Regions from separate parts of the Mus musculus genome. Here all the other regions are linked to region 1. The links are chromatin loops, found by intact Hi-C in ENCODE. Cell type or tissue: heart. All regions are shown on one strand. Region 1 overlaps Ipo7 (importin 7). Region 2 holds the start of Tmem41b (transmembrane protein 41B). Region 3 has its middle 7.8 kb from the start of Tmem41b. Region 4 overlaps Tmem41b (transmembrane protein 41B). Region 5 has its middle 4.7 kb from the start of Wee1.

What was found. Hi-C counts contacts between places; a loop is a spot of excess contacts. Peaks named below come from ENCODE experiments on the same cell type or tissue, not always from the same donor. Only the 100,000 strongest peaks of a DNase experiment are listed, where the experiment ranks them.
Region 2: a loop joins it to region 1, with 4 times the contacts of the local background. A loop is called at or near these places in 16 of 42 quality-filtered maps.
Region 3: it touches region 1 in a loop (2.8-fold over the local background); 12 of 42 quality-filtered maps call a loop at or near these places.
Region 4: it touches region 1 in a loop (3-fold over the local background); 19 of 42 quality-filtered maps call a loop at or near these places.
Region 5: a loop joins it to region 1, with 4 times the contacts of the local background. A loop is called at or near these places in 8 of 42 quality-filtered maps.

What each region holds. Positions count from the first base shown.
Region 1 is chr7:110,056,479-110,061,478 of GRCm38, forward strand. Ipo7 (importin 7) reads left to right here. Exons shown (of 25, transcript NM_181517.5): 25 at 1-131. Among named protein-coding and RNA genes, the nearest start is that of Zfp143, 2.7 kb to the right of the region's middle. In heart, CTCF peaks have their summits at 2,855 (motif pointing left) and 4,560; no DNase peak of the experiment used is centred here; H3K4me3 peaks cover 1,684 bases; H3K27ac peaks cover 1,850 bases.
Region 2 is chr7:109,984,071-109,989,070 of GRCm38, forward strand. It overlaps Tmem41b (transmembrane protein 41B), which reads right to left and starts at 2,160. Exons shown (of 7, transcript NM_153525.5): 1 at 1,892-2,160. The coding sequence starts at 2,012. In heart, a CTCF peak has its summit at 2,874 (motif pointing right); a DNase peak (open chromatin) is centred at 2,301; H3K4me3 peaks cover 2,236 bases; H3K27ac peaks cover 2,044 bases.
Region 3 is chr7:109,991,490-109,996,489 of GRCm38, forward strand. No RefSeq gene overlaps it. Among named protein-coding and RNA genes, the nearest start is that of Tmem41b, 7.8 kb to the left of the region's middle. In heart, no CTCF peak of the experiment used is centred here; a DNase peak (open chromatin) is centred at 2,232; H3K27ac peaks cover 1,175 bases.
Region 4 is chr7:109,975,298-109,980,297 of GRCm38, forward strand. It overlaps Tmem41b (transmembrane protein 41B), which reads right to left. Exons shown (of 7, transcript NM_153525.5): 4 at 4,092-4,185; 5 at 3,413-3,517; 6 at 1,298-1,436. Among named protein-coding and RNA genes, the nearest start is that of Tmem41b, 8.4 kb to the right of the region's middle. In heart, a CTCF peak has its summit at 2,016; no DNase peak of the experiment used is centred here.
Region 5 is chr7:110,114,812-110,119,811 of GRCm38, forward strand. No RefSeq gene overlaps it. Among named protein-coding and RNA genes, the nearest start is that of Wee1, 4.7 kb to the right of the region's middle. In heart, no CTCF peak of the experiment used is centred here; DNase peaks (open chromatin) are centred at 2,240 and 3,860; H3K27ac peaks cover 567 bases.

The DNA of each region.
Region 1 (5,000 bases):
TACACAATATTTCAAATTGAAAGCAACATCTCAGTGGATTCAAAACTACTACATACTGTTGTCTAAAACAAAATTTATAATTGTACAAATGAAATGCACATATTGATATTTAAAATGCATAATTAAGAAAACCCTTTGTGTTGTGTTTTTCTTGTGTACTAAGCCCTGATGCTGGCACTGTTTAGCTTTCCATTTTGCCTCTGGAGGAATCAAAGTATTTCTCAATACTAAAATGTTTGCAAAAGGAAAGCAATCTCTAATTGTGTGGGTGCAAATTGTTAACCAAGTGTGCTTCTACTCCTGTCTCATAGTTACGACACCAAGTGTATACCCTAGGTTGCTTAAGGGAATGTCACTATTCTATAAAATCAGTACAATAAAAATGGAGTTAGGAATTTATATTCAACATTGTGTGAAGGGGTGCATAATGTAATTAACATTATTGTCTTCCTTTACATTTCTGTACCTAATCAATTTTTTTTTAATTTTTAAACTTCACTAATATTTAAATTAATCCAATTTTCACATTGTTACTAGAAAACCATATATCAAAAAAGGTTTAAGTTGGTTTTAAACACAATGAAAATTATCATTTACAGAGGTTATATATTTTTCAAGTTAGAATTGGTAGTTTTAGTTAGAATCAATAGTTACAATATAGCAGGCAAATCAAAATTTTCTTCTTACACTTAACCTGGAATTTTTATCTGAGTTCTTTTCACACATCTAAATTTTACCAAAGGGTTCAGGGGATCTTATTCAGTCTTCAGGAATTAGATGGTTAGCTGTGAGATGTGTATGGTGAGAATTGAACCTGGGACTCAAGCTATCTCTCCAGACCCAGAACAGGTTATTTTTTTGGTTTTGGTTCTGTTTTTGGCTTTTGGTTTGGTTTTGGTTTTTCTGTACAGCCCTGGCTGTCCTGGAACTCAGAAATCCCCCTGACTCTGCCTCCCGAGTGCTGGGATTAAAGGCATGCGCCTCCACACCCGGTCCAGAACAGTTTCTTAAATTGAACAACAAATAGTATTTCCCAGAGGTCTATTAGAGCTAGGTTGTAACTTTAACTAACTAAAGTGATTCTATATAAGTCTCCCTGTATTTGAGTGCCATATGATATTTGGGCAAATGACTAAATTATACAGTCTTAATATTAAATAAGTCCGCCATGATAAAAAAAAAAGTGTTATTTCAAGGTCTTTAGCAGCTATTTGGTCATAAAAGGCCAGAACTTACTATAGCACCATGCCTGTTAAGAAGTGACTGGCTAGCCGTGTGTTGTGGCACATGCCTTCAATCCCAGCACTTGGGAGGCAGAGGCATTTCTGAGTTTGAGGCCAGCCTTGTCTACAGAGTGAGTTCCAGGACAGCCAGGGCTACACAGAGAAACCCTGTCTCAAAAAAAAAAAAAAAAAAAAAAAAAAGTGACTGGCTTCAATAGCTAGTCTTGCTATACTGGAACTTTGTGGGTCAAGTTGCCAACATAGAGACCCTTTACCTCACAAGCAAAGATGTGCACTCCTTTTATTTTTAATTGATTCAAGTTGCCAAATGTAGATCTGCTAATGCTACAGTATTTTCTTAGGGTTTTACGCTGTGAACAGACACCACAACCAAGGCAGCTGATGACAACATAGCAGCATCCAGGTAGGATGGTGCCCGAAGTGCTGTGTAAAAGTTGCTTAGCAGAATACTGGCTTCCAGGGAGCACTTAATCCAACAAGGCCTTCTGATAGTTCTACTCTCTGGGCTAAGCATATATCTATCACAAGTGTATTCCAAGTTGATCTACATGTAATCCAGATAGAATCTTTTTTTCACACCTACCAAGGAATTGACAAGGTTATTCTGTTTGAGCATATAAAGAGGGACCAAAATGATGCCACGCTCCCACACACACCCAAAAAAAGAAAACAAAAAACCCTTCAACATGCCTTTAGTCCCCTCCTTCACAGGTAGTTGAATGCCTTAGGAGCCAGCTGGGTCTACAGAATGAATTCTACAATAGCCAGGGCTATGCATCAGAGAAGCCATGTCTCAAAAGAAAAGCCAATCAAAAATAACAGTAGTGATCCCTGTGGTACTATTTCAGCCAATGAGCTGAGAAAGAAACCCTACATTAATGTGATCATTAATAGAGAATAAATGGCCCTGATAGAGCAATTAACTTAAAAGGCCTAGGCCTCTCAGCTCATGTATTATCCCAAAATGACCTAGGTGGACCAAAGATTGCTAAGCAGTGTCTTGATTTTAGGATAAACAATGTAGAATCTGAAAAATTAGACTAGCTTTACATATTCACTGGGTTGTAGTTATGTGACTTTAGCTGCTTGTAGCAAGAAGTCATTTTAAAAAGTGTTATGCCTTAATAAGTCCTTAAAATTGTAATTCCAGTGTCAAGAGTGCTTTCATAGCCTGAATTAGGCTGGATTTGAGTCCAAACATTAGCCCTGAAAAGCAATCAAGAAAATCTAGCAAATCACAAAACTGATGGGCTGGTATCCACAAGTAGTGGAAGGCTCTTAGTACCACCCTAACCTTACCAAAACAATCTTAAAAACAGATGTGCCTAGCATATCAGTGTTCTACATATTCATGCTTTCAAAGCTCACAAAGAATTAGAGACATTTGTGATGTTAAAACGGTTACTATATATAGAATATATAAAATCACAACACCTAACAGCTTGAGTACCCTGAGGTATAGGATTTACTAAACTTAAAAATGATTTAATGTTTTGATCATAAAATGCCATCTGTGGTTGGAGAAATAACAGTGGTTACAGAGATCCTGAATTCAATAACCAGCAACCACATGGTGGTAATAGGATCTGATGCCCTCTTCTGGCATGCTGTATATATACAGTATATACAGTTAGAGCACTGAAGCATTAAATAAAATCTTTTTTAAAATTCCAGTGTCATGCCCTAATTTTTTTTTCGTTCATTCATTTTATTTTATTGAGTGCATGGTGGAAGGGGGGAGGGAGGGAGGATCTTTCCCATGCTGGGTAAGATCTATGCCTTGGGAAGGAAGGCAGGCAAACGGGTTAGTGCTAGTGCATAGTCCATGGTGGTGCTTTATCCAAAAGACTTTGGTTGTGGCCTCCCATTTTATTCTCAAAGGGCAGTCTGGGAACCCTCTTGCAGAAGGCAGGAGGAACTGGCCGACCTCCTTATCTGTCTCACGACGGTCTAAACTCAGCTCACCCAGCTCACGTTCCTTATTAGTGGGTGAACAATCCAACGCTTGGTGAATTCTGCTTAACGATAGGAAGAGCCGACATCGAAGGATCAAAAAGCCGCCACAAGCCAGTTATCCCTGTGGTAACTTTTCTGACATCTCCTGCTACATTGTTCCAACATGCCAGAGGCTGTTCACCTTGGAGACCCATATTCTAATTTTTAAGGGTCCAAGTGTTTTGTGTCCTTGAGGATTAAACCCATGAACAAGATGGTGGTGGCATTTGCACTAGGAATGTTTAACCATTGTTCATAACAATATTCATACTGGCCGGGCAGTGCTTGCGCACGCCTTTAATCCCAGCACTCAGGAGGCAGAGGTAGGCGGATTTCTGAGTTCAAGGCCAGCCTGGTCTACAGAGTGAGTTCCAGGACAGCCAGGGCTACAGAGAAACCCCATCTGGAAAAAAAAGCAAAAAATAATAATACTGTTCAGAACCAGAGATGGTGGCACATGCCTATCTATAATCCCATTACTGGCCATGTGGAGGTAGAAAGGTCCAAGAGTACCAAAACAAAGTAGTGGTGTCATGTACCTTTCTTGCCAGGGTTTGATAGGAGTTGTGGGTGGATTAGGTCAAGATCATGTCATCAATTGCCCTCTACATAGCAAATACAAGGCCAGACAGCCACACTCTCAAAAACCATAAAAGGATGTATATTCTAAGTCCTGAGATCCTTCAAATGACATTTGAGTACCGATTATGTAACTATGCCCTGGTTAGATTAATATTTTAAAATTGTGATTTATTGGGCCTTATGTGGCATAGGCTATACAGCCTACTCTTAGCACTTAGGGATATACTCTCCGGTTAAATTCATAGCCTACTGAACTATACTGCAAACTAAAGTCTCAGATGGGGTGAGGGCAAGAGAAGGTAATACTGTAGGTTCCGACTAGATTTAGTTACAAACTCAAGTTTCTCCCGGCTATTTTTCGACTTCATCAATGACATCACCTGAAATGCAAGTGACTGACGGCTAATGCTGGTCAACCTCCTCATCTTATTGGAATATACACCTGGTACTGCGGCTACTGCACTCTTATCTGAAATGCCTTGTATTGGAAATGGCTTAAGGGTTGGGCCGAGAGGATTAAAAAAAAAAAAAAACGTACCACATGCCACAACTAATGTCTCAATAGGTTAAAGAGCCCAACAGATGCTTTCTTCATCCTTCAGTTTCACAAAACAGGGAAAGCGCATGCAAAGGACCCGAGCGACCACAAGTCCACGGACACACTAAGAGCATTCGCTTTGCCTCCCAGCGGAAGCTCGGCTCCGCCGGGATCTCCGCAGAAGCAGAAAGCTCAACCTCCCATGGCATGGTCATGCCCGGAGATTGGGGAAGGGCAGGCAGGTTCCGAACCCAGTCTCCGGCATCAGCTGCGCTAGGCACAGAGACCCAAAGCGAAGGCCTCGGCCGACTCCGAGAGCCCCTAGGGAGCGCGTGGGAGGTTCGGGCCGCCCTCCTGCCTTCCTCTAACCTTCCAATGAAATAACACTCGGCAATAGAAAGGCAAGGCCCATCCGGCCTCCGATACACGCTCCGGCAGGGCCACCGGGAGCTCCATGGGTTCCACATTAGCCCTGTAGGGAAAATGGCGCCCATCACCCTATTTCCCTCCCGGGCAATCAAAAGGACGAACCTCCCTCCCTTGCTACAAAATGGCGCCTCCCGCTGGGGCCCCAGAATCGGCATAATTCACTCGTCCGTGGGGCGGAGTGGTCCGCGATGAGCAGTTTCGCCATCCAGTCA
Region 2 (5,000 bases), 72 kb before region 1:
CAGCAGTGTGAGTGAGCTGCAAACAATTTAATGGCTATTTGTTCTAATCACTTCAGATGTTTGAGCTTCAAAGGCACGTAAAAGGATGAAATCATTACAGTTGCTGAAAAGCAATGAATAATGTTAAGCCATTACAAAATCAAAGAGCTTATATTTTCCCCTTAAAACTATACAGAGCCAAGAAATTTCAGGTTAGTGTACGAGACTAAAACAATTTATGAATGAGTCCCCGTATTCCTTAGTTACTTCGTTGGGTGTTTTTTGTTATTGTTTTGGGTTTTAGTTGGTTTGCTTTGAGACAGGGTTTCTCCTTGTAACATACCTGGCTGTCCTGATACTCTTGTAGACCAGGCTGACCTAGAACTCAATAGAGAGCCACCTTCCTCTGCCTCCAGAATAATAGAGGCAGGCCACCACTCCACAGAAGCTATGTTTAGGTGAACTGTTTTGTTTACACCCTTGCATCAACCAAGCAAATAACTATTCTCGTTTTAAAATTCAGATACTTTTTCTTTTTTGGTTATTTTGAGACAGGGTTTCTCTGTATAGCCCTGGCTGTTCTGGAACTCACTTTGTAGACCAGGCTGGCCTCGAACTCAGAAATCCCCTGGGATTAAAGGCGTGTGTGCCACCACGCCCAGCTCAGATACTTTTTAAAAGTTACAAATCCATCTCTGCAGGTGGTCTACTCCTTTAATCCAAGTACTTGAGAAAACTAAGGCTGGTGGATCTCTGAGTTCCAAATCAGCTTGACCTACAGAACCAAACAAGGTCTTTTAAAAAGTAGAAGGCAGGGAGGGGGCTGGTGAGATGGCTCAGTGGGTAAGAGCACCCGACTGCTCTTCCAAAGGTCCAGAGTTCAAATCCCAGCAACCACATGGTGGTTCACAAGCATCTGTAACGTGATCTGATACCCTCTTCTGGTGTGTCTGAAGACAGCTACTGTGTACTTACATGTAATAAATAAATTAAAAAAAAAAAAAGTACAAGGCGAAGGCCGTGCAGTGGTGGCACACGCCTTTAATCTCAGCACTTGAGAGGCAGAGGCAGACGATTTCTGAGTTCGAGGCCAGCCTGATCTACAGAGTGAGTTCCAGGACAGCCAGGGCTATACAGAGAAACCCTGTCTTGAAAGACCAAAAAAAAAAAAAACAAAAAAAACAAAAAAAAAAACAAGGCGGTAGTGTACGCCTGCACGCCTTGGATCCAAGTACTTGGGAGGCTGAAGGAAGCCATTCTTTGCCTTAGAGGCCAGTCTAATCTACAGAGCAAGGTCCTCCAATACAACCAGGGCTACTTAGCTTGAAAACAAATCAAACAATTTTTTTTTTTTAAGTTACAAACCAGGTTAAATGGAAACACAAGAGCTGAAAATGTTGTGTTTTTTTCGAGGCAGGGTTTTCTCTGTGTAACCTGGAACTTGTCTGTCTCCGGAGAACTGGATTAAAAGGACGCGCAACTACAACTACCACCGGCTAGAATCTGACACTTTCAAGTGGCACCTGGAAGGGCAAGTCTTTGCTCTTAATCACAACCTTAGTGTGGCTCTGTGACTCTACACAAGTCATGGAGCTGCATAGTCCTCAGTATGTTCATCTGTAAAACAATACAACGAAAGCTCAAGTCTCTCAAATACCTGTCTGGGTGGCCTGGATAACGAACCGGTCTATTTGGTGTCACAAGTCGGGGTCACCGCTTCCTTTGACTAAAGTCTATTGAGAAAAAACTAACTAGGAGGAGTCTAGCCCTCTGTCATGCTGGGTTCCCCGCCAAGTACAGGACTCTCTTGCTGAGATGCTTCGGTGCTGAAAGGTCCCTCTTTCCCTGCGACCTGCACCACGGGGTCCTAATCTTTAGGGCAGCCTCAGCCCCGTCCCGCAGGTCCACTCACCGTTCAGATGATCTTTGCTGCCAGGCGCGGCGGAACCCTGGGTCCTCACTGCCCGGTCCCCGGCTGGGGTCGAGTGCAACATTTCGGTGGGCGATCGATCAGCCACTCTGCCTTTCGCCATGGCTGCTGCGGGGGCCGCGAAGAGCTCCTACTGGTGCCGCGCCCCCTTGAATGACTAAAGCTCCTCCCGCAGCTTTCTTTCAACACCCAGGCGCGAGGCACAACTACTTCCGGCACGACCACCTCACCTGAGACGACCTCGAAAACTTGACACTCGGCGGAGCCTTCCAGAGATATCAGGTGAGGGCCCGCCCAGAACCGCCCACGAACCTCGCGCGCTCCCGCACGCCCAGTAACCGCGAGACAAGTCAGGGCCGACCCCGCCCCCTCCGGGGCCCCGCCCACCTCGCTGGTGTAGGGCGCATGAGCAATATCGCATTGGCAAGTCATGGGTCTGCGGCCTAAGGTCCGACTTCTCCGCGTAGCTTTCGTCACACGGAAGTGAGGCTCGAGTACTTCAGACTCTTTGTTCCGCCAACCGGAAGTGTCTGCGCGCGACTAGTTGGTGTTGGAGATTCCATTCGTTCCGCAGCAAATGGGTTACAAGCGCTGTGGAAGCTGGAAGCCTGTTCTTAAAATCGTGTAAAATTTAAAACATGAGACAAACGTACCTGAATCTCACAAAATTGAGACCTAGAAACAAAGAAGATCACAGAGTGACAGAAATTAGTTTAGAGTCCAAGGTTTTTCACTCACCTGTCCAAAGTAAATTCACCCTTACTCGCTATATTTTGGCGTTTCCTGAGCCAAGGCATAGCTTCTTGACAGTTTTTCTCCTTCTGCCCCTCATATCCAGCTTCTCACTGGTAAGTATATTAGAGTCACCTCTTCTTTAGGATTTTGCTTTGTCTTGTTCTTTTTTTTTTTTAAGATTTATTTATTATTATATCTAAGTACACTGTAGCTGTCTTCAGACAGACCAGAAGAGGGCATCAGATCTCATTACGGATGTTTGTGAGCCACCATGTGGTTGCTGGGATTTGAATTCAAGACTTCGGAAGGGCAGTCGGTGCTCTTAACCACTGAGCCATCTCTCCAGCCCTGTTTTGTTTTGTTCTTGCTGTCGATATAATCTTAGACCTTGGGCATACAAACCACACCATTCTGTTGCTGAGCGATGCCCCTATCCAATTGACATTTTTTTCGTTATCTTTTTTAAAAGCAGGTATCGAAGGTAATAGTGGGGAATTTCTTCGTGAAAGTAACTTAGCAGTGTATTTTAAAATTTGGACAAAAAGGGGGAGTGGGGAATTGGATTGTTCTTAAGCAGTAATTACACTTAGAAGAAATAATCTGATATCTAGAGAATTGGCAGCTCAGTGCGTAGAAGTATTTGTCTCTTAAACTTGACAGGCTTATTTCGGTCTCTGAGACCTAATAGCAGTAGGTGAGAACTAACTCTTGGAAGTTGTCCTCTGATTACTTTTTTTTGGGGGGGGGGGCGGTTTGAGACAGGGTTTCTCTGTGTAGCCCTGGCTGTCCTGCAACTCGCTCTGTAGACCAGGCTGTCAGGCTGACCTTGAACTCAGAAATTCCCCTGCCTCTGGCTCACAAATTCTGGGATTAAAGGCGTACGCCACCATAGCCTGGCGTCCTCTGATTTCAACATAACATTCAAGCACGCAGCAGTAAGTGTAGTGTTAATAAAATTAAAATTAAAAAGAAACAAAAAATCATTTTATAAAAAGTGAATACGTGACCGGGCATGGTGGTGCATACCTTTAATCCCAGCACTTGCTAGGCAGAGGCAGGTGAAATTCTGAGTTTGAGGCCAGCCTGGTCTACAGAGTGAGTTCTAGGACAGCCAGGGCTGTAGAGAAACCCTGTCTCGAAAAACCAAAAAAAAAAAAAAAAAAAGTGAACACCTGGGACTGGAGAAATGGCTCAGTGGTTAAGAGCTCTGACTGCTTTTCCAGAGGTCCTGAGTTCAATTCCCAGCAACCACATTGTGGCTTACAAATGAGATCTGATGCCCTCTTCCGGTGTGTCTCAACACAACTACAGTGTACTCATAAATAAATCTTTAAAAAAAATAAAACATAAAAAGTGAACATATGTGCTCGCTTTAGCAGCACATATACTAAAATTGGAATGATACAGAGAAGATTAGAAAAGATTAGAAAAAAATGAGCATATGTGTGATGTGATATCAAATAATGTTAGTATAGTAGTTTGTCAACACAAAGCAACTCTCACCCCTCAAGGGAATAAGAATTTATTCTAGTCACAGGGTAAACTGATAAGTCATTTTAAAGCATTAGTATGGTCAACCATGTTTCTAATCCTTTTCCATGTTGAATATCTACATCATTGTTAAGTGTTCCTAGCTAGCTAGCCAGCCATTTCACTGGACAAATGATGAGACACAGGGGTATGCCTATCACCATCCTTTACAGAGCTATAACCAGCCTCACCTTTGAGTCTGTGATCCTCTTGTCAGCTTCACACTGCAGCATTTGCTGTTGGAGATGGAACAGCATCTCACAAGGGTGGTTTAGGGTTTTGTGTACATACTGAAAGTATTGCCACACACCTGGAGCATGTAGGATCTCTATCTGGTGCGTTTGGCAGGAAACAAACTCTGTTTCTGTCAAGCTTCTGGGGCTGCTCATTAGTCTCAACTATGGTTTAATAGAAAGAGTGTGGCTTAGAAGGTCAGCAGATACACATGTTCCGAAGTATTAAGATCTTAGCACTCAAGAGACAGAGGAACTCTGAGTTTAGCCTAACCTGGTTCACGTGCAAGTTCTAGAACAGCCAATACTGCATAGCGAAATTCTGTTTCAAAAACAAAAAACCAAAGAAACAATGCAAACAAAGCCAGGGTCTAGAGTGTTGGCTTGGTGGTTAAGAGCATTTCCAGAGAATCTGGGTTTCATTCCCACCACCCACAACAGGAAGTGCACAACTGCCTGTAACTCCAACTCCAGGAGACCAGACACCTTCTTATGGCCTCCTTCTTAACCTCAGCACAGGTGGGGCACACACATTTAGGCACTCACGAATAAACATAATATAGATAAAATCTTTACTCATGAAAACTTTAGAG
Region 3 (5,000 bases), 65 kb before region 1:
ATGGAGAGCTGCCTTGGCAGATAAAAGCACATGCTGTCCTTTCATAGTAACTGGGTGTAGTCCTAACACCCAGTGGGAGCGCACAGCCATCTGAACCTCCAGTTTCAGGAGAGTCAGTGCCCTCTTCTAGTTTCTGTTCACACATGTGATACACATGTATAGGAAAACACACATGCAGGCATGCACAGAGCCAACTTCCCCCAAAAAAATAACAGCATGAACAAGAAGACATGAAACAACATCATTAGACTATATCAAGAAAGAAAAAAAGTGAAGGTGAAATGATGTCATTATTGACCAACAAAATTAAGCTCTTTGTCATCAGCAGACTTGGAATGTAGGAACTGCTGGAAGATGATAGCAGAAGGAAATGAAGCTCTCTGAGAAAATGGCAAAAAACCCAAAGTCATAAATGGGTGAATTAAAAGAGTTTTTCCCTCCTGATTTAGTTTCTCAAGGGATAAGAGGTATTTACAGATTACTGTTGGGAATATTAAATGATTAAATGATCCAAGAGCTCTGGAAAACTGGCAGTTTCTCATACAACTAAGCCAACAGCCAACTTTTGTCCCAGCAGTTCTAAAATGCTCACATTTGGCACCTGAAAATGCTTGTCCATCAAAAGACAGAGACATGGATGGTTAGAGCAGTTTTTTTGGTGAGGATGGAACTCAGAGCTTAATGTCTGCATGTTAGGCACACACTACAGAGCTACATCCCCAGCCCAACAATTCTTTATTTCTTCACCTTTCTTTCTCTTTCACCAGCATCCCTAAATAGACTTATTTTTCACCTAGGTGTTTTGATTTTGAAGTAGGGTCATATACAGCTTAGGCTGTCTTCAAAATTGCTATGTAGCTGAGGATGACTGAAAAGTTACTGACAGTCCCTTCTCTACATCCTGAGTGCTGAGATCACTGTTTCGTGCCAGTTTTGTGTGGTTCTAGGGATCAAATCTAGGAATTCAAGATGCTGGGCAAGCACTCTATCAACCGAGTTCCATCCACAGCCCCTCTTATTCCCTAATTTTGTCTTCTGACAATCTAAGTCATCGCATTCAACATTCTTTTCATTACATTGATCAGCTCTTGTTTGTTTTCTCATTTCCTGAGACAGGTAGCCCAAGCTGGCCTTGAACTTTTCATTCTCATGCCTCGGTCTCTGAAGTGCTAGAATTACTAAGCATGTGTCACCACACTCAGCCTCTTCATTTGGCTTTCAAGCTACTTTGAAGTGACCTCCCCAAGCATACCTTTATCACTAGGTATGCAAAGGGCATTATTATAGCAGGTCTGAGCCTGGTAGCCATAGAAAGATCTATTGTCAAGGAACTTGTGATTTTCTCGCAGCCACAGACGCATGAAAAGAGAGAGTAGTGCTGAACTACTTCTGTAAGTTAGGCCAGCCTTAGCTTTATAGCAAGGCCCAAAGCTAAACACACACACACACACACACACACACACACACACACACACACAAAGTTCTCATCTATTCAGGACCAACCTCTGCTGCACAGTGAGTTCAAGACCAGCCTTGATTATAAGAGACCATGTCTTATTTTGTTGTTTTGTTTTGTTTTGTTTTGTTTTGTTTTGTAATACTACAGTACATGCAAGATTTGTTGTGTTACTGATATTCAGCTTTACCTCCTTGGCCAAGGCAATTTAGCATAACAAGACTTTAGCTATGTGGGGGCGGGGGGAACTAGAACCCTAAACTTTGTGTTTCCCATGTACAGATGCCTTAGTCTAAAGTAGGAGTGGAAACAGTTTAGGAACAGAAAAAGAAGAGCAGTTTCTCAGGGAGCCAAAGAAAGGATGTTGTCCTAAAAATAGATAAGAATGTGGTGGCCCAAGCCAGACATTTAGAGAGAGTCAGTGCCTGCCCTGCCCTCTCTGCCCCCCTCCAATAAAGTTCTGTTCCACATCCAGAGTGCTGGCATTATAGGCATATTCCACCAAGCCTGACTTTAGAACTCATTTCTAAGTGCTAATATCCAGGCAGCACCAGACAAGGCTACCAGAAGTCAGTGGGATGCCTGGAAAGCAGCTGATGGGCTGGAATGAAGCTACACAGTGGAGGGGCACCTTCAAATATGGTCACAGCAGTGTAAGAGGGAGAATGACAGCTCCAATTGAGGGTAACCAGCCAAGCCAAATTCTTTGGCTTGACATCACTTGCATATGAAAAGAATACAGGCATTTCCAGCTGCTTTTTTATTTATGTGGGTAGGGAGGGTGCTGGACAAGAGTCCAAACTGTTTAGGCTTTGAGCCAAGTATGGTGACTCATGCTTGTAATTCCTGAAATTGAGAGGCTAAAGCAGCTCTTAGGAGATCAAGCCCTATACCTCGAATGGGCAGCACAGTAAAGCTGACCCTGGTGTGGAGGTATGGGTGAGCTGGCCTTGAGAGCAGGAGAGCTGACTATGCTCCTTGCTGGCTACACCACTGGGTGAGCTAGCTGAGGTAGTACTAGAGAGCTCACCCAGGTGGTGCAGGTGAACTGGCAAGCTGATCCACTCAGCCTCTCAGACCCAGTTCCAGGGCTTTGAGTTGGTCCACTCTAATATTTACCCTATCTATGATCTATCTTCTGGAGCACATGAAAGGGCTGGTCCTGCAGGTCTACAGCTGCAGGATCTCTAGGACACAAGGCAACAACAGGATGTCTGAGAGGAGTCCCCATAAGGATCCAGTATAGATAGTGTAACAGAAGCCGGAGGCCTTGAAACATACCAATAACTCCTTGCAATGAATATTTACAAGATGTGCAGAAAAAAGGATATACTGTGTGGACAAAAGGAATTCCAGGCCAGACAGGTCTACATAGAGAAGGCCTTGTCTTCTGCATCTCCACCAAAAGGGTCTCTAAAGAGACCAGTTTATCTGAACAGATCAGACTGTGATGTCGTGTTTTATCTATCTATCTATCTATCTATCTATCTATCTATCTATCTATCTATCTATCTATCTATCTTTGAGACATGATTTCATGTGTTCTATGCTGCTCTCAAACTGACAATGAAGCAGCTGAGGACAGTCTTGAATTTCTGATCCTCTTGCCTTCACCTTTTAAGTTCTTCCTGCCCTATGTTTACCTTTTAATTTTTTAGTAAGAAAAACTTTACTTTGTTTTCTTTTTCCATAGGACATGTTATCCATCCTCACTGTATTATAAAGCATATAGGTATTGTTTTGTCATGCCTCTGACTGGAGAGCAAAGCCCAGCAGAGAGTGATCACTATGCCTCTTCCATTGTTAGTCCTCAAAGGTCAGAACAGTGTATGGCATGAATGCCTGGCAAAACTTTTTGTTGAATTATACAAAAAGTAATTATTACCAAAAGATGTTGTAAAATGGATAAGGGGCCTAAGGAGATATTTCAAACAGCAAAGTCCTTTCTACACAAGCATGAGTTTGGATGCCCACCAGCCACGTAAAAACCTGGCCTAGTGGAATGCTTGGGAAAGCAGAGATAAACTGGCTTGAGGGCTAGCCAATGTAATTGAAATGGTAGATTTCAGATTCAGTAAGAGAACTTGTCTCAAAAAATCGGATGGAGGGCTGACAAGATGGCTCAGTGGTGAGGAACATACATATACTGTCCTTTCAGAGGACCTGAATACAATTCCCATCATGCTGTTAATAGCCCAACCTGTAATTCTAGCTTCAGGGGATCTGATATCTCTGGGTTCTAAGGACACCTGTACTCACTTGCTCTCTCTCTTTCTCTGTTACTCTGTCTCTGTCTCTCACACACACATTAAATAAATAAAATGGAGTATCACAAGTTATAAATGGAGTTTAATAAACTCTATTCGTTATTAATATGACCCACCCAACTCCCCGATAATCGAGGCAGAGTTCTATGTATTTTAAAATCAGCTCTAGCACAATTACTCAGGGTTTGCCCCTAATCTATATTTCTTTTTGTTTTGTTTTGTTTTATTTTTTGAGACAGGGTTTCTCTGTACACAGACAGTTCCCTGGCTGTCCTGGAACTCACTTTGTAGACCAGGCTGACCTGGAACTCAGAAATCCGCCTGCCTCTGCATCCGAGTGCTGGGATTAAAGGCGTGCGCCACCATGCCCGGCATCTGTATTTCTATTCACTAGACTATTTGCTAGCTGGGTTACCCAAGTACTTGCTGTTTGAAATCTTGCCTGGGTTACTTCTGTTCCAACAGTCCATCATGGGAGTGCATTTCACTTGGGCATGCATCCTGGTCCATCACATCTAAGGGACACCAGTTCTCTCCATCTTCTTCCTTGTTCCTCCTTTTCACCTCTCTCTTCTTCCTTCTTGTGGTCCCTACCTGCAACCCCCAGCCAGGTAACTCAAACCCTGCCGCCCTCTATTCTCCCTAGTAATTGGTTGCCCTCATTATGGCAGCTCCATCAGGTTTGCTTTCATTCTTACTCTGAACTAAACCTCTTTTTTGTTTGGTTTTTCAAGACAGGGTTTCTCTGTGTAGCCCTGGCTGTCCTGGAACTCACTCTGTAGACCAGGCTGGCCTTGAACTCAGAAATCCACTTGCCTCTGCCTCCTAAGGGCTGGGATTAAAGGCATATGCCACCACTGCCTGGCATGCTGTCACCACTTTTTTTTTTTAAAGATTTATTTATTATATGTAAGTACACTGTAGCTGTCCTCAGATACTCCAAAAGAGGGCATCAGATTTCATTACGGATGGTTGTGAGCCACCATGTGGTTGCTGGGATTTGAACTCGGGACCTTCAAAAGAGCAGTAGGTGCTCTTAACCACTGAGCCATCTCGCCAGCCCCGTGTCATCACCTTTATATAGCAAATAGTTTTAAAAATTGAGAAGTAGGTTTTGCACAACAAAAGCTCATATATGTGGGGATTCACCCTAAGATCTGGGGTACAGAATTTAGCATTTGAATACATAGCAGCACCAGACCAACCCCAACATTTCCCCCTTTCTAGGTTCAGCAGGCCTTCATAATTCCTGACTCACTTGTAGACCAGAGGAGCCT
Region 4 (5,000 bases), 81 kb before region 1:
AGCAGCTCACAACCACCTGTAACTCTAGTTCTAGGGGATCCAACACACACGCAGGCAAAACACCAATGCACATAAAATAAAAAAGTACTTTAAAAAAAAGCAAGTCAAGCCGGGTATGGTGGTGCACGCCTTTGATCCCAGCACTTGGGAGGCAGAGACAGGCGGATTTCTGAGTTCAAGGCCAGCCTGGTCTACAGAGTGAGTTCCAGGACAGCCAGGGTTACACAGAGAAACCCGGTCGAAAAAATAAAATTAAAATTAAAAAAAAAAAAAAACAACCAAACAAAAACAAGCCACACACACACAAAAAAACAAACCCTCACAAACATTAAACTTTAGTAAATATTCAATATATAAAAAAACCTGCAAGCTGAATCCAAGCAATTTAAAATGAAAAGAAAAACACCAGTCTTCTTAAAGAAAGGCAAAATTTACAAAATTAATTTGAAAAATTTTTTGTGGTTCTGGGTATCAAGCCCAGAGCTTTGTACATGGTAAGTAGGCAAGCACTCAACCCCTTAAATTATGTTATATCCACTTATTAATTTCAAATCTAGTATCAATTTCTTGATGTGTGTTGATCTTGTTTCCCCTAATAAATTGGACTTAATATGTGATTAGAACTCAAAGAAGTTCAAAACCAAAAACTAAATGTTTTCTTCTGTTCAGAGAGATAGATCGTGGAGTTAACAAGTCCTGCATGGGGACACAGTAAAGTCTGCAGCAGAGAAGTATTTTGTAAGTGATCTTTGGTCAGTTACTTGTCATCACTAGCCAATCCCCTTAAAGACCAGAGGACTGCTGGAGCTTGGCCTGGGATGCTCACCAGGGTGCTAGCATGCAGTCCAGGTGCGTGAGAAGAGCTTTCAGCCAACAAAGCTCATGGCCTTGAGATCCTGTCATCTCTGATCTAACTGGCTCACATTGTCAAAGGAAGAAAGGGCTGCTGGGCCAGAGTTGGGGTGGGAAAATATTCTCCTTGGGCTAAGAATACGGGGGGTGATGCAGGCTGCTTGACATGCAAGTCCCCACTTACCACCCACACCCACGTGAACACTAGTATTAAACAAACAAAGATGAGGGGGTTCTGCTTAATCTCACATTATTAAAATAATTTCTAGTACAGAGTGCTCATTCTTTGGAGAGGTAACATATTACAACACACTGAACAAGCTATGTATCTAGGCCAGGCTTTGTGCCCAAGAGTTATATATGGTACTGGTGATTTTGCAAACAGCAGGCAATCTAGGCCAGCTGGACAGTTGGCCATGCACACAACGAGAGTAAGAGGTCTTACCTAGAAAAGTGCCAATAAAAAACACTTTCAATGGTACATTTATCACAGGAGATGTAATATTAATAAACCAATTAGGAAGAAACGGTGTGATCCTCAAAAATATAATGTAGTTAATAAGATGTTCTCTGTGACGCTCTACCTGTTATAAGCAAAAAAGCCAGTATTAGTTAAGACCAATCTTCAAAATAAGTTGTTTAATATAAAATACCTTAAATTCTTGCCCCAGACACATCACAATTTACCCAAGGAGAAACAATGTGTTTTCTGGGGATGTAGCTCGATGGTAAAGCTTTTGCTTACCACATAAGACCAAAGATTAGGGGCTGGGGAGATGGCGAGGCTAAATACTGATTACTTGTATTTCTGCATAACTAGCAAAACCACTTTTACAAAACAGCCATTCCAAAGGCAAACTGTATGTAAATCTAATGCTACGCAGGTAACAGAAAGGGCAGAGATTGAAAGTCTAAACTAAAAGTCTAGCCAGAGATCTCAGACGTTTTACAACTAGCTGATCACAAACTCAAGTGGAATATAAAACATTCTTCTCTAAAACAAGGAGGCATGATCTCTGTATTTCCTGAGATGTAATTATTTCTTCTGGTCTTTATAAAATTAGAACTCTCCCCATTATGATTTAAAAGTAAAATGAAGGGGCTGGCGAGATGGCTCAGTGGGTAAGAGCACTGACTGCTCTTCCGAAGGTCCTAAGTTCAAATACCAGCAGCAACCACATGGTGGCTCACAACCACCCGTAATGAGATCTGACACCCTTTTCTGGTGCATCTGAGGACAGCTACAATGTACTTCTGTGTAATAATAAATCTTTAAAAAAAAAAAAAAAGAAAGAAAGAAAAGTAAAATGCTGCTGGGCGTGGTGGTGCACGCCTTTAATCCCAGCACTCAGTAGGCAGAGGCAGGCAGAGTCCTAAGTTGGAGACAGGAGGAGCTTAAATTCAAGTTCAGCAGAGGCTACATGACACCCTGTCTCAAAAAAGTAAAATCAGAGGCTGAAGAAATGGCTCAGCATTTAAGAACAGTGACTGCTCTTCCAGAAGTCCTGAGTTCAATTCTGAGCAGCCACATGGTGGCTCACAACCATCTGTAATGGGATCCAATGCCCTCTTCAGGTGTGTCAAGACAGAGACAGTATACTCATATACATACACTTTAAAAAAAAATCCAACTAGGATAATCATTTCAAAAAAATTTTAAAATCAGTGGGGTTAGAGCAAGAGCTTGGTTGTCAAGAACGCCTGATGCTCTTCCAGGGAACCTGCTCTCACATTCCAGCACCCACAGGAGGCTCACAGCCACCCGTGATGAGATCCGATGCCCTCTTCTGCTGTGTATGACTGAAGACAGTGACAGTGTACTCTATAAATAAATCTTTAAAAAAAAGGAACTGGGGAGAGGAAAATCAGATTTGGGTTGAATTGTACACACTGTCAAGAGAAGACAGGCCGGGCGGTGGTGGCGCACGCCTTTAATCCCAGCACTTGGGAGGCAGAGGCAGGCGGATTTCTGAGTTCAAGGCCAGCCTGGTCTACAAAGTGAGTTCCAGGACAGCCAGGGCTACACAGAGAAACCCTGTCTCGAAAAAAAGAGAGAAGACAGTAATAAATTAATCAATGCCTAGTGCTTAGGTTGCTCATTCAGCTCAGGACCAGTCCCTGAAATGATGCTGACCACTTTCAGGGTGCGTCTTCCCATCTCAATTAACCCAACTAAGAAAAGCCCACGATCAACCCAATGTAGACTACTTCTCACTGAGTATCTCAGGTTATTCTACTCTGTGTACTCTGTCGAGTCATCGATTAAAACTAACCATCACATGTTTTAAAATAAACTCTTGTTGGAGTGGTGGCTCAAACCTTTATATCTTCACTCTAGAGGAAGAGCCAGGCTAGCCTGATCTACAAACAGTTCTAGGCCAGCCAGAGCTACAAAGTGAGACCTGTAACAAAATACTAAAATAAGACATATGAATATAATCAAAATACACTATATAAAATTCTCAAATAAATGTTTTTAAATTTTTCTTATAACATTATTTTTTTTAAATGATGATTAAACCAAAGAGCCACAAAGAAACAAACTATAGTTTATAGCTACCTGCTGTGACCATTTCACTGCCTTCTCTGTTAGGTATTTGTATACAACGGGTCTTCCAACTAAGTAGGAGAGCATGTAGCAGAATGAGGCACCAAGTCCGGAGCACTGGAAAACAAGAAGTCACATGCACCCTGTACGTTCCCATCTCACTCCTGTCTGTGCATTTACTTATCCCTTAGAGCTAGGCAAGGGCGTCCATGTGATACGTCTTACTTAGAGAATAAAACCCATTTGATCTACCTAGTCCTTTCTCAAACTAACTCAAACAAGATCGTTAAAATCAATTAGCACTTGTGATTCAACTTTTGACCATACCCAGTAATTACTGCTGCCTTTAGCTTAAGAATAAATAAGGAGCCGTTCCCATACCCTACTATAGCTATGTATGGACACTATTCCCAGACCAAGGACTCACTGTGTCCACCCACAATCTTAAGTTCATCTGACCTGCAAAATACAACAGGAAAGAAAGGCTATAAACTGCAAGTAAGTCTATAGTGCCCTCATTCTAGGAACCCAAGCTCTTCAGAGCTCTAACAGGACTTAACAGAAACACACTAACATCACCGTCTTGAAAGCTGATGAACGAACATGAGACTGCCTGGCGGAGCTAGACTGCCATTACCATCCCCAATGCTCTACTTGTTTTCACATCTCCAAACTCATGTCACATACTTACCAAACAAACAAGGAATAAGGCAAGTGGGAAGGGATAAAGGAACCCGGAGAGTATACTGAGGAATATGGAACCTGGGATAGCAAATGTTTGCAAACTGTTAACTTATAAGTTAAGGATTAAAACATAATGAAGTGGAACTTATACAAGATGGAGTTGACATTCAAAGAAAATGACAATACAGAAGTTGCGTTAATAACCTCAGAATAATTGTGTGCAGTACTCCTTTGTGTTGGACTGAAGCCTGCCTCATGAGGTCAGGTGGGCTTTTCTTCTTGTGGTATCATAGCTGCACCAAAACAAGCTGTGTATTGTGGAGATCCTGGCTATTCTGTTTGGAGGATTAGCAATACTAACTCGCAGTAAACGATAAAGTAAAACCATACTCAAAAGTCTAAAAAGTACGTAAGTTGTCAGCCAGAATGCCTCTAGCTCCAAGCTAGATACCCATTAACAAATGATACAAAGTACAGTAAGCAAATAAATACAACATTGGTAAGATTATGCTAGAGAGCCCCCAACAGGCACCAGGCAGAGACAAAATGGATGGCTCAGTCAGAAAAAAGTCTTCAGTAATGTCTCTTTGGTTTTTTTTTTTTTTTGGGGGGGGGTGTTGTTTTTAGTTTTTTGGTGTTGTTGGATTTTTTGTTTGTTTGTTTGTTTGTGTTTGTTTTTGTTTAGTTTTGAGACAGAGTCTCATTTTGTAGCCCCCTGGCTGGCCTGTTACTTTCTTTGTAGACCAGTTTAGACTCAAACTCAGATATCCACCTGCCTCAGCCTCCCTAGTGCTAAGGTGAAAACCCACTAATTACTAATGAAGCCTGGCCAATTAACTATGCTGTGCTCCCCCCCATCATTTTCCCAGTGTTCCAGCTTAGTAATGCTTTCTTAATACTTACGTTTTAAGACATG
Region 5 (5,000 bases), 58 kb after region 1:
GGGAGGACATCAGGAGTCACATGCTATATTTGAGTGACTTTGAGTCATTGGTCTCAAGAAACATTGCTCTAGTCAAAGCACTTATGGAATGTCTCTTGCGAGGGATAATTGCTAGTGTCACATTTCATCTGTTGAACAGCCTCAGACGATTTGATTTCATTGCACTGACCACACTCAGAGTGTGGAGGGCAGTGACGAGTGAGGAAATTGTTATCTGAAAAATCAACCAGGAGCTCTAGGGTTGGCGTCATTCTAGCCTGAGGTCTGGATTCTTGGTCCTGTGGCAGTTGGTAACAGTTAGAGCTAGGGTGATGAAAGTTTTGATGAGGGGTAGAAGGAGCAATGGCTAAAGACAAAAGGTACCGATGATAAGAAAGAGGACAGCAAGAGCTGAGCTATTTAGCACTTTTTTTTTGTTGGTTTTTTTTTTTTTTTTGAGACAGGGTTTCTCTGTGTAGCCCTGGCTGTTCTGGAACTCACTCTGTAGACCAAGCTGGCCTCAAACTCAGAAACCCGCCTGCCTCTGTCTCCCAAGTGCTAGGATTAAAGGTGTGTGCTACCACTGCCCGGCTATTTAGCCCATTTTTTTTTTAAAGATTTATTTATTTATTTATTATATGTAAGTACACTGTAGCTGTCTTCAGACACACCAGAAGAGGGCGTCAGATCTCATTACAGATGGTTGTGAGCCACCGTGTGGTTGCTGGGATTTGAACTCCGGACCTTTGGAAGAGCAGTCGGGTACTCTTACCCACTGAACCATCTCACCAGCCCCCCATTTTTTAAAATATGTATTTATTTATGCATATGAGTGTTCTGTTTTGCATGTGTGTCTGCATGACAGAAGAGGGAATCAGTTCCCATTACAGATAGTTGTGAGCCACTTTGTGGGTGCCAGGAATTGAACTCAGGACCTCTGGAAGAGCAGCTAATGAACCATGTCTTCAGCCCCAACTTTATTTTTTTTAATTATTATTTTACTTTATGTATATAAGCAGGGTTTTTGTTTTGTTTTCCCTGCATGTATGTCTGTAAACTACATGCATGCCTGGTGTCTCTGCAGGCCAGAAAGGGTGTCATATCTTCAGGAACTGGAGTCACAGTTGTGAGCTTCCATGTGGATGCTAGGAAAAATGCTTTTTCCTTTTGGAAAAGCAGCCATTGTTCTTGACTACTGAGCCAGTCTCTTTAGCTCTAACACAGAACTGTTTCTGCAATTCTGAATTTTGACTAACGAAGCTTTAAACAAATTACATTAAGTTTTTTATTATTATGATTTATTGTATGTGTGGGGGGGGGAGTGCACAAGCCAAGGTGCATGTGTAGAGGTCAGAGGACAACTTGGAATTTGTTTTCTCCTTCACTCCAGGAGGTACTAGTGATTGAACTCAGTCATCAGGTTTGGTAGTAAGCACCCTTACCAGTTGGGAGTTCAGGATAACTTTGGTTCTTTCCTTTCATAGGTGAGTCCCAGGGCTTGAACTCAGGCCCCAAGGAAGCCTTTTTTTTTTTAAAGATTTATTTATTTATTTATTTATTTATTTATTTATTTATTTATTTATTACTTGTAAGTACACTGTAGCTTCAGACATACCAGAAGAGGGCATCAGATCTCATTACGGATGGTTGTGAGCCACCATGTGGTTGCTGGGATTTGAACTTCCGACCTTCGGAAGAGCAGTCAGGTGCTCTTACCCACTAAGCCATCTCACCAGCCCCCAAGGAAGCTTTAAAAGAGGAAAACACAACAGAACAAAAACTCTAGAAATCTATCAGAGGTGAACTATTTCTCCAGGGCTTAAACACAAACTAGAAAAGACTGCTTTTTGGAAAGCCCCTCTAGTCTCATGAAATATTCCTCTGATTACATCACTGAGAAAAAAAGATAGTTCTTAGTTCTGAAGAACTTAGTCTGGAGGGCAGAGCTTATGTTAATGAGAACAGGCCTGGACTCATGTGCTGTCCTGCATTTAAAGTACTGGAGAGGGTGTCTCTTGTCTCAACTAAAATGGGACAAGGAAAGTGAATGAGCCAGTAGGGGCATTCAAGGCTTTTATCTGCTAAGTCATTGGTCTAAGGAGGATAAACAAATTGTTCTCCCTCCTGCTAAATTCTTCCCTACTGTTTTTTTGTTTTGTTTTGTTTTGTTTTGTCCCTCAGCTAACTGTACCCAGAGTGTGAGTCTGCAGCAGTTGCCAAGCAACATTACTGTTAGGAACAACTGGGTGGGGAGAGAACTGGAGATTTGACTTCTCTAGCCTGGGGCAAGTGGGTGGAACCCTCCCGTCTAGTACATTTTGTACTGTACTTGGAGGAGCATGCAATTTTAAAAATCAGAATTGTTTCAGTTAGATGTTGCTGAAATTAAACCATAACATCATGCCCTGTGCTTAGCTGGAGGGAGTGGGGCCTGGGTAGCTTAGTCATTTGGGGACTTCTGTCACAAAGATCATCACTAGATTTTCCTTTAAAAAGTTCCTGGGATTAAAGTCAATGGAGTTGTAGAAACAAAACTTGGTTCCAGGCCAGGGTGGAAGAGAACAGACAAATGAACATCAGGCAAAAGAAAGTCACACACTGGTTTTAACAGACTGGCGCGCGCGCGCGTGTGTGTGTGTGTGTGTGTGTGTACTGGAGGTCACCTCACAAGTGCTAGGTGAGTGCTCTACCATTGAGCAGTATCTCTGATAACATTTCATAATCTATATAAGAGCACATTGTACATCAATTTAACATTACACTTTAACATTACTGAGTCCTGTGCTTTTTTTTTTTAAGATTTGTTTATTTATTATATGTAAGTACATTGTAGCTGTCTTCAGACACTCGAGAAGAGGGAGTCAGATCTCCTTACGGATGGTTGTGAGCCACCACGTGAACTCCAGACCTTCGGAAGAGCAGTTGGTGGGTGCTCTTACTCACTGAGCCATCTCACCAGCCCTACTGAGCCCTGTTGTTGTTGTTTTTCTTTTTTTGGTTTTTGGTTTATCGAGACAGGGTTTCTCTGTGTAGCTCTGGCTGTCCTGGAACTCACTTGGTAGACCAGGCTGGCCTCGAACTCAGAAATCCACCTGCCTCTGCCTCCCAAGTGCTGGGATTAAAAGTGTGCTCCACCACCACCCGACTCTGAGCCCTGTTTAAACATTTATTTCTAAAGACAGACTCACATAACCCAAGCTAGCCTCCCATTCTCCGGCCACTACTTCCCAGGCACATACTTCCCAGGAATGCAGGTATGTGCTGCCACACTCAGCTCAGGCTATCAGGGATTGAACCCAAAGCTTCACACATGTTAAGCAAGAACTCTACCAACTGAGCCACATCCCTAGTCTATTTGGCTTTTTTGCACAGGGTCTCTCTTTTGGCCCAGGATGCCATTGCATTTTCACGGATCTTCTCCTTCCACCTCAGTTTCCAAGGTGCTAGAATTACGAATAGGTATGAGCCACTGAGGTTTGTTTTGTTTTGTTTTGTTTTTTTGCTTTGTTTTGTATTTTGGTGATAGGATTTCTCTGTGCAATTCAGAGTCTCCTGCCTCTGCCTCCATTGTGCTGGGGCTAAAGGCGTGTGCCACCACAGCCCATCTTGAGTCTTGCTTTTACTTTTTTCTTCTCTACCTTTGTGTGTGAGCAAATGTGGCGGTCAGAGGACATGTTTTGGGAGTTGGTTCTTTCCTTCCATCATGTGGGCTCTGGGGAGGGAATTCAGACCACCAGGCCTGGCTGCAAGCACCTTTTCTTGTGGAGCTATCTACTGCCAGGCCAGCAGGTATTTTTAACTTTCATACTACCATACCATACAAGGTTTGGGAACTGACCTCTCCCATTCTTCCTGACTACTTGCGTGGCAAGAGTCCAAATCCTAGGTCTACAGATTAAGAGTTCTTCCTATCTGGAACCAATGTCCTTTGGGCCACCCAGCCTTACTTGGAGGAGCTCCCAGTCTAGGGAGGTAGGCAGGTGGCAAAGTATGAGATAAAATCAAAACAAACACTTATTAACAGTGTTTAGCTCCAGGAAATTGGGTTGGGAATGAAAGGGAGACCTGGGAGACTTCTGAATCATTGAAAACTTTATTATTTTAGAGAAAGGGGAAAAGACCATGGAGGAAAAAACTCTATCTGTTTATAAGCTTTCATTGAACACAGTAGTAACCTTGTTTAAAATCTTAAATAGGCAAATTGACTTGGAACAAGAAAACAAACCATCAAATATCATAATTAAGGGCTCTTTATCAGTTAAAAGATAATGAGCACCAAAGCCACAAGAGAACAGTGCAACAATAAAGGAGACTGTTTAGTCCCTGAGGGTGGCAGGGATGGGAGCAAATGCCTTGCAGATGGATGCAAGCTGGAGAAGGCACTAAAGCAGAGCCTTGGGCCTGGGTGTGAGCTTGCACAGCCGCAGAGCTTTGATTATTACATGTATTCAAAGCTGGTTATTACCGGTGTGTGTGTGTGTGTGTGTGTGTGTATGAAAGAGAGAGAGAGAGAGAGAGAGAGAGAGAGAGAGAGAGAGAATATTACACTGTGTGCATGTGTGGAAGTCAAAGGACAACTTGTAGGAGTTGGTTCTCTCCTCTCAGCATGTGGGTCCTGGGGATTAAACTCGGGTTATCAGGCTTGGTGGCAGGTGCTTTTGTGCTTTTTACCAACTGAGCCATCTTGCTGGCTGTAAACAGAATTCTTACATAGGAGAGGCTCAGAAACATCTATTGAATTTGGGACAGGTATGTAAGGGGTTTTAATGTTCCCCTTCACCTAAAAAGCACAATTTAAGATATAGATCATATTACAGATAAATTAAAGGCAGTTTTCTAAACTTACTTTTATTTATATGTCCTGTAAAATTAAGAAAATGTCAACTGTCCATAAAAAAGTGTGGAGAAGGGGAGGTGTGAAGAGGAGGTGACAGATATCCCCTCCAGGGCTCTCACCGCCATCAGGTGTAAAGTTCTTATCCTACACAGAATTAAAGGCAAGTAAGTGTGTGAGCCAGGTG